2 separate regions of the Homo sapiens genome follow, and region 1 is linked to region 2. The links are chromatin loops, found by intact Hi-C in ENCODE. Cell type or tissue: OCI-LY7. All regions are shown on one strand. Links, peaks and the distances in the headings refer to the core of each region. The heading gives the core; the rest is flanking DNA.

Evidence for each region. A loop is a pair of places that touch in the nucleus more often than their neighbours do. Peaks named below come from ENCODE experiments on the same cell type or tissue, not always from the same donor. Only the 100,000 strongest peaks of a DNase experiment are listed, where the experiment ranks them.
Region 1: a loop joins it to region 2, with 6 times the contacts of the local background. A loop is called at or near these places in 8 of 110 quality-filtered maps.

What each region holds. Positions count from the first base shown.
Region 1 is chr9:136,225,230-136,229,981 of GRCh38, forward strand. It overlaps QSOX2 (quiescin sulfhydryl oxidase 2), which reads right to left. Exons shown (of 12, transcript NM_181701.4): 2 at 1,545-1,645. Among named protein-coding and RNA genes, the nearest start is that of QSOX2, 18 kb to the right of the region's middle. RefSeq lists enhancers at 156-205, 386-465, 596-815, 2,896-4,095. In OCI-LY7, for the core only: CTCF peaks have their summits at 1,055 (motif pointing left) and 1,268; DNase peaks (open chromatin) are centred at 292, 702 and 1,042; H3K4me3 peaks cover 1,356 bases; H3K27ac peaks cover 2,500 bases.
Region 2 is chr9:136,167,282-136,174,625 of GRCh38, forward strand. No RefSeq gene overlaps it. Among named protein-coding and RNA genes, the nearest start is that of LHX3, 34 kb to the right of the region's middle. RefSeq lists enhancers at 1,814-2,465, 2,466-3,116. In OCI-LY7, for the core only: CTCF peaks have their summits at 3,157 (motif pointing right) and 3,368; a DNase peak (open chromatin) is centred at 3,180.

The sequences.
Region 1 (4,752 bases), core at 92-2,591, 56 kb after region 2:
CTATGTCTTAATGGTTAGCTGTAGCGTTAGCTGTGACAACACGGAGGATGTGCAGGAGGAGGAGACACCACGCAGTATCTCTGAGTGGATGATTAGGTTCTTATGTTAACATTAAAAACTTTCTTCATCAAAGGGTACGTTAGAGACAGCGACGAGACAAGGTTACATGATGGCGGAGATGAGGTCGGTAAGAAAAGCACTGGCCAGCTAAGAGGGAAACGTGCAGATGACAGGAAGACACTTCACCCATGACACCCACGGCCCACAAAGCCAGATGTGCTGGCACTGCAGCCGCCAGGGAAATGCAAACGAAGCCGCCAGTGCTTCCTGCTGCACTGGTCCCTGGGCGAGCACAAAACTGCCTGACACTGCTGGCCCTGCAGGTCTGTTGTGCACAGACCCGGTTCGCGGCCCAGTGGCTTCTCTCCCAGCCTCAGCTCTCCCCTTGCCCGGGAAGGCGCACAGCAGCGCCGTTCAAAGCCACCAAAGCCTGGAAGAGCCCACACACCTGGCAACGGGGGGCTCTGGTTCTCAGAGTGACGTCACTGGACAATCCCATCCAATGAGCATCGTAGTGGATCTGGGCAATGTCCCATTAAGTAACAGAAAGAGGGCCCGAAAGTTTACATACAGCACAGTGTGAACTGTGTCTGAAGCAAAATCAAAATACAACAGGAAGCCATGCTGACGTAATCACACGCAGAGGCAGGCAAGCAAGTGTGCGACACAGGCCCCGAGAGGCCCTGGGGCAGGGCTGACACCGGTGCCGCCCAGCGTGGCACCTGTTAGGGCAGGACCACAGGTGCTGCCAGCACAGTGAAAACAACAGCCCCCAAAATACAAGCGAAGCCACCATGACATGACACCACACCACACAGCAAGGCACCAGGGCTGACAAGGACGGAGTTTTACTCAAATTGACAAAGCTTCCCAGGAAGTGGGCCCAAGGCGCCCACGTTTCTGGAGATGTCCATGTCAAGGCACGCAGGAGGCAGTGGCACCCGCAGGTACACACATGCTATGCACGGGCCTGCAACAGGGTCACAGGTACCTCCGCCCCCTAGTGGGAGCAATGGGCACAGCCTTGTCTGCAGGGCTGACTTTGGCTGGGGAAGGCAGAGGCCCTGTGCCTGTGTGTGCGTGTGTGTGTGCATGAGTGTGCATGTGTGAGAGCCCCATGGTACACGGACCACACGCGTGGCTTCAGGCTGGGGTGCCAGCCCTCGCAGTCCTGGTCTCCTTGCGCCCCCTGGCCGTGCAGGCTGCAGGGGGTCTTTTCACGCATCCCCTCCATGTGACCGGGTCTGTGTGAGCGTGGACAGTCCCACAGACACTTCCACAGCACAACAGGGTGGAACAAGAGCTGCCCCCACCAAACATCAGCTCCTACAATTCCTACGAAGTTCCAAGGAGAGAGCCAGAGAAGCCGAAAACACAGGCACTATGATGTGGCGAATTTCAACAGACAAGCAGCCGCGTGATGCTCACCTGGAAGGTGGGGTAGAAGGTGAATTTCAACGGACAAGCAGCCGCGTGATACTCACCCGGAAGGTGGGGTAGAAGTGGATGTCGTAGTCATGGCACACGGCCTGGTTCTTCTCTTCCATGCAGTCCAGAGCTGCGACGCGAATGGCACTGGCCCAGTCTGAAAAGCAGGAGCATGACCTTCAGTGTGGTGAGCACTGGACTCCCGGGAAGCCCAGGACCCAGCAGTCCCCACTCCAGGCTGCGGCCACCTGCGAGACCAGCCCACCTGCCCCCTCTAGGTCATCAGTTAGGCCCTCATCACACAGAGCGTCTATGTGGAGCTAGGAGAGAGAACTCCACCAACAGCACGATGCCTCTCCTACCACAGATAGTCACAGAACAAGCGGATTTGTGCTGAACCTGCACATCACGGAGCAGGGACAAGGCTGTGGGCCCCTAATTAAATGACACCCTGATGGATGAAAGCGCTGGTAACAGACGCGGCTGTCAGCGGCCGGCACTTAAGTCAGGACAGCAAGCAAGTACGTGCAGATTAATCAGATACGGTCCAGGCTGTTTGGCAAAAACATTCCCGTGTTCTCACTCCAGCGAGTACTGGCAGCATCTGAGCAGGGTCTTTCAAGGCAAGGATGCGTGCACAGACACATGTGAAGTGGTTTCCAACACCATCCCAGACACTGCCCGCAAACCCTGGAACACCTATGCCATTTTGGGGAGGCTAAAAGGAACCATAAATTTTTTTGTTCCTATCTCTAAAGTTTTTGCTATGGAAAATTTCTAACATGCAAATAAAATAGAGATAAAAATGTAACAAATCCCACACATTCTACCTCTTGGATCAATAATTATCAGCTCAAGGTGAATCCTGTTTTGCCAAAGTCTCCACCCACTTTCAGAACTGTCCCACAACAAATCTCAGCACGTCATTTCTACACAAAACCCACCAGGCTTTGCCTCTGAAAGATGAAGGCTCTCCACTGGGCATGGTGGCTCATGCCTGGAATCCCAGCACTTTGGGAGGCCGAGGTGGGCAGATCGTTTAAGCCCAGGAGTTTGAGACCAGCCTGGGCAACATGGTAAAACCCTGTCTCTAAAAAAAAAATACAAAAAATTAGCTGGGCGTTGGTGGCGCACACCTGCGGTCCCAGCTACTGGAGAGGCTGAGGTGGGAGGACCGCTTGAGCCCGGAAGGCACAGGCTGCAGTGAGCCGGCGACAGGGGGAGGCTCCACCTTAAGAAAAAAAAAAAGTCCCTATTTGTTCGTTTAAAGTTTGTTTGAATCAAGATCCCAGCGAGGCTTGTTGGTTACTGCTGGTGGGTCCTGGCACTTTCCTTCTCTGGGTTTGACTGACAACATCCCGGACTCCTGGCATTTCTGTAACAGGGCACTCAGATCTAGATTCTTGTCTGATTTGTTTGGTGACATTACTTTGTAGGTAGTGGAACATGCTTCCACCCAGAGGCAAGCGACGCCTCTCTCCTTAGTGATCACGACCTAAATGCATTAATGCACCAGGGCTGCAGTGAAATGGTGACGTGTCATCTCTCACCGTTTGCTCATGATGAGCTGGGACAATTCTGTAAAGAGAGACCTGCCCTCACTGCAACCCAGCGGAATGACTCACATGAGGAAGGGGAGTGCCTGGCTCGTGCTTCAGTCACCAGTATCAAAGTCATGGTTTCCGAAGCTGACCAGTGAGGTTTTCTTTTTAAAAGATTTGTGTTCTTCCTCTGGGATGTAAAAATTGCACTGCCAACAATTCACAAATATTTCCTGGCTCCTCACTCTGTAGGGGTCCTTCCAGGCCCTGAGACTTTGAGGGGACAGCCTAAAGGGGCACCACTGGGTCAAGGGATGGGTGCTGGCTATCCTGGAGCCTGGAGGCCTCAGCAGAGTCGGCAGTGTGGCAGGGCACGCCGCACCGTGGGAGAGGCAGGTGCAGAGGCGAGACCCAGGCACCCAGCAAATGGACCTGCCTGGAGGAATGGAGCCAGCCACGTGGGGTGCTGCCCTGGCACAGCCTTGTGACCGGAAGCCCAGTGATTTCTGAACGGGAGGGAACGTTATGTCTGCCTGTCACTGAGATACTGATGAGGCTCTTTTTTGCCTTGTATTCCGATTCTGCCCACTTGTCTAAATCAATGATTCCACTATAAATCATGTAAAAAGAGTAAGAGTCTTTTCTGAGAGCGAGCTATGATCTCAAACTCCAGAGGTTCTGTTAAAAGCATGCCTGGAAGAGACGGAACATATCACCAGACTCTGTACAAATATGAAGGCTTGTGTGTGTTAGCGGTTCAGATTGCTATTTTTCTACATAATATACCACAGCTCTGTTTCAGATACTGGCCTTTTCTCCCTGTAATTTAAAAATAAAAAAGAAAGAAACCTCTTTCAGAAACAATGACCAAATACCGTTCCCGCTTACGCTGGCTAAGTGAAACCAATTCAGGTTTTGAGGCCACTTTCAGTGGATGAGGGAGAAGCGACACGAGCTCTCTGCATCCCCGGCCACTCCTTGCCCAAGCCTCAGACCACATGGAACTGAGGAAGAAGGGTTCATGCTCTCACCCAGTCAGCGCAGCAGACGGCACGGGACGCGGAAACAGGAGGTGCTCCCAGCAGCCCCGCCGTGGGCAGCTCACGGGCGGACCCCTCCACAGCCCCGGCTCCTCAGCCCGTGCATCCTGGCGAAGTGTCTCATTTCTGTGGCCTTTTATCTGGCTCACAATTCCACATGGTTTCATTCTGTTTATTGGGAATTTCTATAACACATTTTTATTCCACACTTTTTTTAAAAAAAAGCACCTTTGTGCCCAGAAAGAACATGTAACAAAACAAAAAGTTGCTCTGAGAGCCCAGACTGCACACACAACAGAATCACGGCCGTGTGACATCATCAAGCCGGCCTAGAAACAGCAAAAACAAAAGACGGGAAGAAGAAAACGTTCCAAGATGTTTGCCAGGATTTGGTTTTCACGGTGGGATCTGGTCCCATCTGTGGTTTCTCAGATTTGTCTTAGGGCATGTTACCTACACAAACAAACACACAGCACATCCCTGCTGCCCCAGGCACTTGCTGGCCACATCACACCCTGCCCTCCTCTGGCCACCTCTCCTGCATGTTTCCTAGTTTCTATCTTCCCGTAGATCTTGGTACAAGGTGGCAACACAGAGCCCTGCACAGCGACCGTGGAACTCTCCCGGCACCTCAGGTGAAGGCCGCTTGGACAGTCTGGGCCCAGGCCAGGTGGTGCTGCTCT
Region 2 (7,344 bases), core at 2,191-4,690:
CAAGACTCTGTCTCAAAAAACAAACAAACAAAAAAAAAACAAAAAAAGAATTTGATTGAAGTCTTCCATGTCTGTCTTTAACATGCTCCATCTTCCCTCTGCCTTCTTGAACCTACGGAACGTGGCTATATGAACAGCTTAATGTCCCTGATGAACCCGCTCATCTGTGCCATTCTGAGTAATTGTATTGGTTGATCTCAGGATGGGTTCTTTTTCTCCTGCTGCTTTCCAGGCCTGATCATTTTTGTTTGGATGCCAGACATTGCGAATTGTATCTTTTTTTTTTTTTTTTTTTTTTGAGACTGAGTCTCGCTCTGTCGCCCAGGCTGGAGTGCAGTGGCACAGTTTCGGCTCACTGCAACCTCCGCCTCCCGGGTTTGAGCCATTCTCCTGCCTCAGCCTCCTGAGTAGCTGGGATTACAGGTGCCCACCACCACGCCCAGCTAATTTTTTGTATTTTTAGTAGAGACGGAGTTTCACCGTGTTAGCCAGGATGGTCTCCATCTTCTGACCTTGTGATCCACCCACCTTGGCCTCCCAAAGTGCTGGGATTACAGATGTGAGCCACCGCGCCCGGCAGTGAATTGTATCTTGTTGTGTGCTGGATACTTTTGTATTCCTATAAATATTTTTTTTTTTTTTTGAGATAGAGTCTCACTCTGTCGCCCAGGCTGGAGTGCAGTGGTGCGATCTCGGCTCACTGCAAGCTCCACCTCCCGGGTTCACGCCATTCTCCTGCCTCAGCCTCCTGAGTAGCTGGGACTACAGGTGCCCGCCACCACGCCTGGCTAATTTTTTTTGTATTTTTAGTAGAGACGGGGTTTCACCGTGTTAGCCAGGATGGTCTTGATCTCCTGACCTCGTGATCCACCCGCCTCGGCCTCCCAAAGTGCCGGGATTACAGGCGTGAGCCACCGCGCCCGGCCGTATTCCTGTAAATATTCTTGAGCTTTGTTTCACCCATTGTTAAATTACTGGAAAGGGTTTGATCCTTCGGAGGCTCGACCTTGAGTGTTGTTATCATGTTAGACTAGAGCACCTTCTGTTCAGGGCTAATTTTGCCCCTGTCCTAAAACAATACCCTGCAGGGTACTCCACCCGATACCCCATGTGTTATGGGGTCTTTTCACTGTGGCTGATGGCGGCATGAACTACTCTCAGCCCCATATAGTTACAAGGACTGCTCCCTCTGCGACTCCCCTGTGGTCCTTTCCCAGCCTCGGGTGGTGTCCTCACATGCATGGGCTGGTCAGTCCTCGGCTGCTGAGCGGAGGGGACCCCCCTGCCGGTCTCTGGAGCTCTCCCTCTCTCTGTACAACTCTCTCCTTTCACCCAGCTCTCTCCCCTCCGGCTCTTTGTCCTGGTCTCCCCAACTTTTCAACTTTGTTTTGTCAACTTGCAGGAATGGGGACTCTCTTTGGGTTTCCCCTTCCTACCTTGAGGCCTGGCAGTGAGCTGGAGCCACTGTAGGGCTGCCTCCCTCGCTTCCCATCTCTCAGGGATCACTGTACTATGCCGCCTGGCTTTCGGTGTCAGAAAACCGTGTATTCTGTACATCTTAGCACGAGAGCAAATGCAGCCCCTGTTATTTCATCATGATTGGAAGCAACAGTCCCTTAAGGGTTTAATAACTATTTCTTGATGAATGAATGAATGATGCTCCCAGGATGCCTTCACGCAAAAGGCTTTTCTCGCCCTCAGACTGATGACAATTGCCTTAGCACCATGAGGGTCGGGCAGCTTGTCCTCTCTGCCTCCTTCTGCAGTGTCTGAGCCACGTAGGCCAGATGGCTGGCGTGAATTGACCCCAGAAGTGCAACTGGAAGGTCGGCAGGTCTCAACACTTTGAAGGCCCTTGTCCCATGTGACCCTGCTGCTTTCTGGCTCTCGTGGAACAGCCCTCATGTCCAGCTGGACTCCTGTGGCCAAGGAGGGGGCAAGGAGAGGAGGGGACGCTGGCAGTGACCAGCCCTTGCTGGTCTCCACCTCAATGAAGCCCAGGAAGAGGGGCTGGAAGCTCTCCCCTCCACGTCCTCTTCTGTCCAACGAGGACACCCAGGTGGCCAGTCAGCCCTAGACCTGGTGCTCAGAAGGGGCCCTTCTCCCCGAGGCTCCATCAGCTTACTGGGCTACAGCCCACACGGGACTGATGGCACGTCCCAGCCCTATGTTCAGCCCCTGAAAGCCTGCGGGGAGGGTCCAGAAGTCTGAGCTGGTGGAGCCCCTGCATGAGGGGCCTGGGGGGCTGTCTGCAGGAGGGCATCAAAGTGACAAGCTGCAGGCTCCACTGCAAAGAAATTCTGGAAATCTGGGCATTTCTGGGCCGTTTTCCCCGCATGTGCAGGGACTCTTGCGGAAGTTATGGAGGAGTGCTCTGTCCTCGGGGGAGCATCCCAGCCCTGCTGTCTGGGCACTGACACCCTAGATGGGGCCTCACTGGACTTTGACCTCACAGAGGGGGAGGCCCTGAAGCTCGGCCCAGTGCATTTAAGGTGCCTTGCAGGCTCACAGCCTTGTGCCAGGTTGGGAGAGGAGGGGACAAACAATAGTGAAAGAGAAGAGAGGTCAGGGTGCCCAGTGTGCACAGCCAGGCAGAGGGGGCTCTCCCGAAAGGTCAAACAGAGAGGGGAGGCTGAGGACGGGGAGAGGACCAGATTCCTCCACCTTGCTTCCCCCAGCCCCTGCCACGGCGTCAGAGCAATGGCCCTTCATAGAGAGACCTCAGAGTGCCCCCACCCCTGTCACTGGGAGAAGGGCTGGGTGAGACGGGGAGGACAGGGCCATGGGGCCTGATGGAGAGGGAAGGGGCTTTCAGGGATCCGGCACTGTGGCCAGAGCATTGAAAGGTTCCAAGGGCGCTGTGCCCCTTCCACCCGCCCTCCCTCCTGGGCAAGCCCGGGCCCCCGGGTGGGCGCCTCGGCTGTTTGGGATGATGGATCGTGGCGTCTGCCCTGATGCAGCAGATGTGGGCTGCACTTGGCCTCAATCGCTCCCCAGGGGCCCCGATCGATGGCGGCCTGTGCGCGGCCCCAGCAGCCTGTGATGAATGGCTGGAGATTGATTTTCACTTAATTGACAATTTGGTGAACCTGTTTGCAAAATCCCAGGTTGGGCCCAGACAGTCTCGAGGTTATAGTTGGTCGAGTTGATGCTGCTTGGGCCAGAGTGGCAGCCAGGGGGCAGTAGAGGCCGCCCAGCGATGGGGGACCCGGCTGTGCCCGGGCTGAGCTCCCCTCTGTAGACCCAGCAGGGGCAGGGGTGCCAACCCAGATCGGGAACCCCCAGAGAGGTGGGCCCCAGCACTGGTGGTCACTAGGGCAGGTTGGCATCCCGGGCAGGGGTTTGATCCTGGCTGGGCCCCCCTGCTGTGTCACCAGGGCACTGCCTCTGACCCTCCCTGACCCTCCGTTTCCTCTTCTGTGAAGTGGAGCCCACCTGGCGCAGCCCAGTCCCCCCATCGCTGGGGGCCTGTGCTGCCCCCTGGCTGGCACCTGGGCTCAGGCATACCCTACAGCCCCATCTCATTGCAGAGGCTGCCCGCCCACCCTCTGGTCAGCCACAGAGGACCCCACACTGGCCCCAGGGCAGCTCCCCTCCCACCTGGTGGCCCCATGCTGACATGGCCCTGGGACCCCTGCAGATCCTGTGGATGCCCCTTTCTGCCCCATCCATCTTCCCCACGGGCCTGGGTGACACAGCCAATCAGATGAGGTCACTCCCTGCCTAGCCCCTTCTACTTAGGTCCCCACCGAGCCTCAGACCCTGTCCTCTCCCGCCAGCTCCCACCCATCCCCCTGTGTTCTGGGCGCCTCTGTCTCCTCCATGTGGCAGCCTCCTTCCCACTCCTGGGCACGACGGCTCCTGCCAGCCTCAGGGCCTTAGCACTTGCTGTGTTCTGTGGCTGCAAGGCCTCTTCAGTGACCCACACAGGGGTGGTTCCAGTGAGGCATCAAAGCTTCCGTTTAAATGTCCCCCACCCAGGGGAGGCCCTCCCTGGCCCACGTCTCTGCCCCAGACAGGCCCTCTCTCGTCTCTTCCCACCTCCTTTTCTTCAGAGCCCTCATAACCAGGTCAAAGTCTCTTCCTGGTATGTGGCTTGTTTGCCCGCCTGTCTGCTGGTCTGTCAGCCCTGTAACCCAGGGGCACTGCCTGTGTGGTCACCTGGCTCTCCTGGCCATGGCCAACCCAGCCCTGTGTCTGCTCAGCCGGCACCCAGGAAGCGCTCTCAGCACCTGGGCCAAGCCCTGCAGATGCTGTTCCCAGGGTGACATGGAAACACCCTGGAGCTCACCTTGCCACCTGCCCCTGAACTCATTAGCAGGGCCAGACTTGGGAACTGTAATAGGACCCTCGGGTAATCCCCTCCGGGGGCCGCCCCAGACAAAAGCCCAAATTAAGTCAGCAGAATCGCAGGGGAGAGGCCAAGGGGCTGGAATTTACCCACTAAGAGCAAACAAAGAATCTCCCGTCTCAGAGGCAGAGGCTGCTTGAGGTCTAATTTCCATTCCATGCAATTTGACACCACCCAGGAGCCCCTTGGACTGGCCTGCCTCCCTGGTCAACGAGAAAGCTCCCAGCCCATGGATTGGCACCCAAGGTTCTTGGCAGAGCCTCACCATGGCTGCAACAGGGCCCATGGGCCCCACCCCTGCCCTGGGACAGAGCCACAGCTGGGCAGAGGGTGGTCCCTTCCCGTTGTGAGGGGTGCTCAGGGGACCTCTGGAATCTGCCTCCCAGTCTGAGCTTCAGAGGCTGTTCTGAGGAGGCTGGCAGTGGTCTCGGAGGAGATGTTGGACACTCCAGGGGCTCCCACTGTGCTGGGTGTGAGAGACAGGGTGAGAGGGAGAAGCACAGCCTTTGACATCAAGGCCCTTGGCGTGGCCTTGGTCCTGACTCCCCTGTTGCTGTGTGAGCAGTTCTAGCAAGTGGCATCACCCCAAGAGGCTCAGTTTACTCATCTGTAAATGGGGCTGGTGTCCCAGGGAACAGATCGTTATAAGAATCCGCTAAGATGTCTGGGGTCCCTGCTTCTCTTGGGGCTCTGTGGTCGTTGATAACAGTGTCTGATGAGGGAGCCCCATGTATAAGCCTGAGGGTGTGCGAGTCGGGGATGGGACCCTCGCATATACGCTGGCACTGTGGGGAGGGAGGCCATTGAGGGCTGGCACTGTGGGGAGGGAGGCCATTGAGGTGTCGGCCTGGCCTTGCTCCATAGTGACCAGGTAGCCTCTGAACTTGCAAAGAGTGTGTGGGTCAGGGCAGGGGTGGAAGTCCTTCTTTCTGGTGTGCCGCAGCCCTGGTGAGGTCGACGCGCTGTGGCTGAGCAGGTTTTTCACTCCACTGCTCACACCCAGCGCCTGACGCACCCCAGGAGGTGCAGGTGAGCGGCCAGCGTGGCCTGTCAGGCCATGGGCTGGGGCAGACACAGGCACTGCCTCCAGCCCCCTCGGATAACAGGAGAGGCGGCCGTGAACCCTGCTGGGTTCATTACTGAAGACCGAGATCATCCATTCCTCCCATCTGTGGTTTCCTGAGGCCTGGACAGCTCAAAGAGCCCGAAACTCACCTGGAGCAGGTGCTACTCTGCAGCCGGGCACAGGTGCACCTGGTGGACACTTAGAGACATCCCTCTGAGGACAAAATGCTTCCCTTTGGAGAGCAGGAAATGCAGCTGTCAGTTCGCCCCTGGAGTCCTCCAGGTTCTTGGCCCACCTGGCTGTCAGGAGGAATTGCTCTGAATTCCAGAGTTTTACAGGCTTCCTTGGAGACAGCAATTGCTCTGAATTCCACAGTCTTAGAGCCTTCCCTGGAGGCCCATGCAGGAGGCCCATAGAGTAGAGCTGAGGCCCATGTGACAGTGGCAACAGTGCTGCGGCCCACTTTCCACCGAGGGAGGACACGTGAGACCCTGGAGGCTCTGGGGAGTGGGCTTCACCCCAGCTCACTGTCAGCCCAGGAGCAGCAGACCCAGGATGCAGTGGGCTGGATGTGCCCCCAGAAAAGGTGTGTTCAAGTCCTAGCCCCTCTGCATCCTGGGAGTTGACCACATCTGGGAAAGGTCTTTGAAGAGGTGATTAAGATAAACATTTTGAGATGAGATCCTCCTGGATTAGAGTAAAACCTAAATCTAATGGCAGGTGCCCTTCGAAAGGCAGAGGGACACAGAAGGAAGGGGCCATGTGAAGACAGAGGTACAGACGGAGCAATGCGGCCACAAGCGAAGGAATGCCGGGGGCATCAGAAGCTGGAAGAGGCAGGAAGGATCCCCCCTGGAGCCTCGGAGGGAGCCTCAAAGGGGTCCCTGTGACACCTGGTTTCCGACTATGGCCTCCGGAACGGGGAGAGGATCCATGTCCTGTCTGGCCTCCGGAACGGGGAGAGTATCCATGTCCTGCTGTTTTAAGCCCCTAGTTTGTAGACCTCTGTTACAGCAGCCCCAGGAGACCCTGACACAGACCCGGGTGTGTGGCCGAGGCCGCGCATCCCTGCTCCTTGTCGCCCCCGAGCCAGCGCTGCCTTCCCATCTGCAGCAGCTCTGCTCAGCTCCTCAGCCCTTTCCCTGCCGCAGCATCTTCCACTGTGACCCCATGGGACCCGGCCCCACAGCCCAGGCCCGGCACGCTCGAGTGACTCCACCCAAGGTGGGCCACACAGAAGGGGTCCAGGCAGGTCACAGGCACTGACCCCACATCAGGGAGGCCTGGGGCAGGGTCTCAGGGAGCAGGAGGAGAAGAGGGTTCAGCTGGGAGACAGCAGGCTCAAAGGCCCTGAGGCTGCAGACTCAGAAAGGAGCAAGTGTCTGGGGTGTCTGGAGTATCTGGGGTGTCTGGAGTATCTGGGGTGTCTGGAGTATCTGGAGTCTCTGGGGTGTCTGGAGTGTCTGGAGTATCTAGGGTGTCTGGGGTGTCTGGAGTGTCTGGAGTATCTGGGGTGTCTGGAGTATCTGGGGTGTCTGGAGTGTCTGGAGTATCTAGGGTGTCTGGGGTGTCTGGAGTGTCTGGAGTATCTGGGGTGTCTGGAGTGTCTGGGGTGTCTGGAGTATCTGGGGTGTCTGGAGTATCGAGTGTCTGGGGTGTCTGGAGTATCTGGGGTGTCTGGGGTGTCTGGAGTATCTAGGGTGTCTGGGGTGTCTGGAGTATCTGGGGTGTCTGGGGTGTCTGGAGTATCTGGGGTGTCTGAGTATCTGGAGTGTCTGGGGTGTCTGGAGTATCTGGGGTGTCTGGGGTATCTGGAGTATCTGGGGTGTCTGGAGTATCTAGGGTGTCTGGGGTGTCTGGAGTATCTGGGGTGTCTGGGGTGTCTGGAGTATCTGGGGTGTCTGAGTATCTGGAGTGTCTGGGGTGT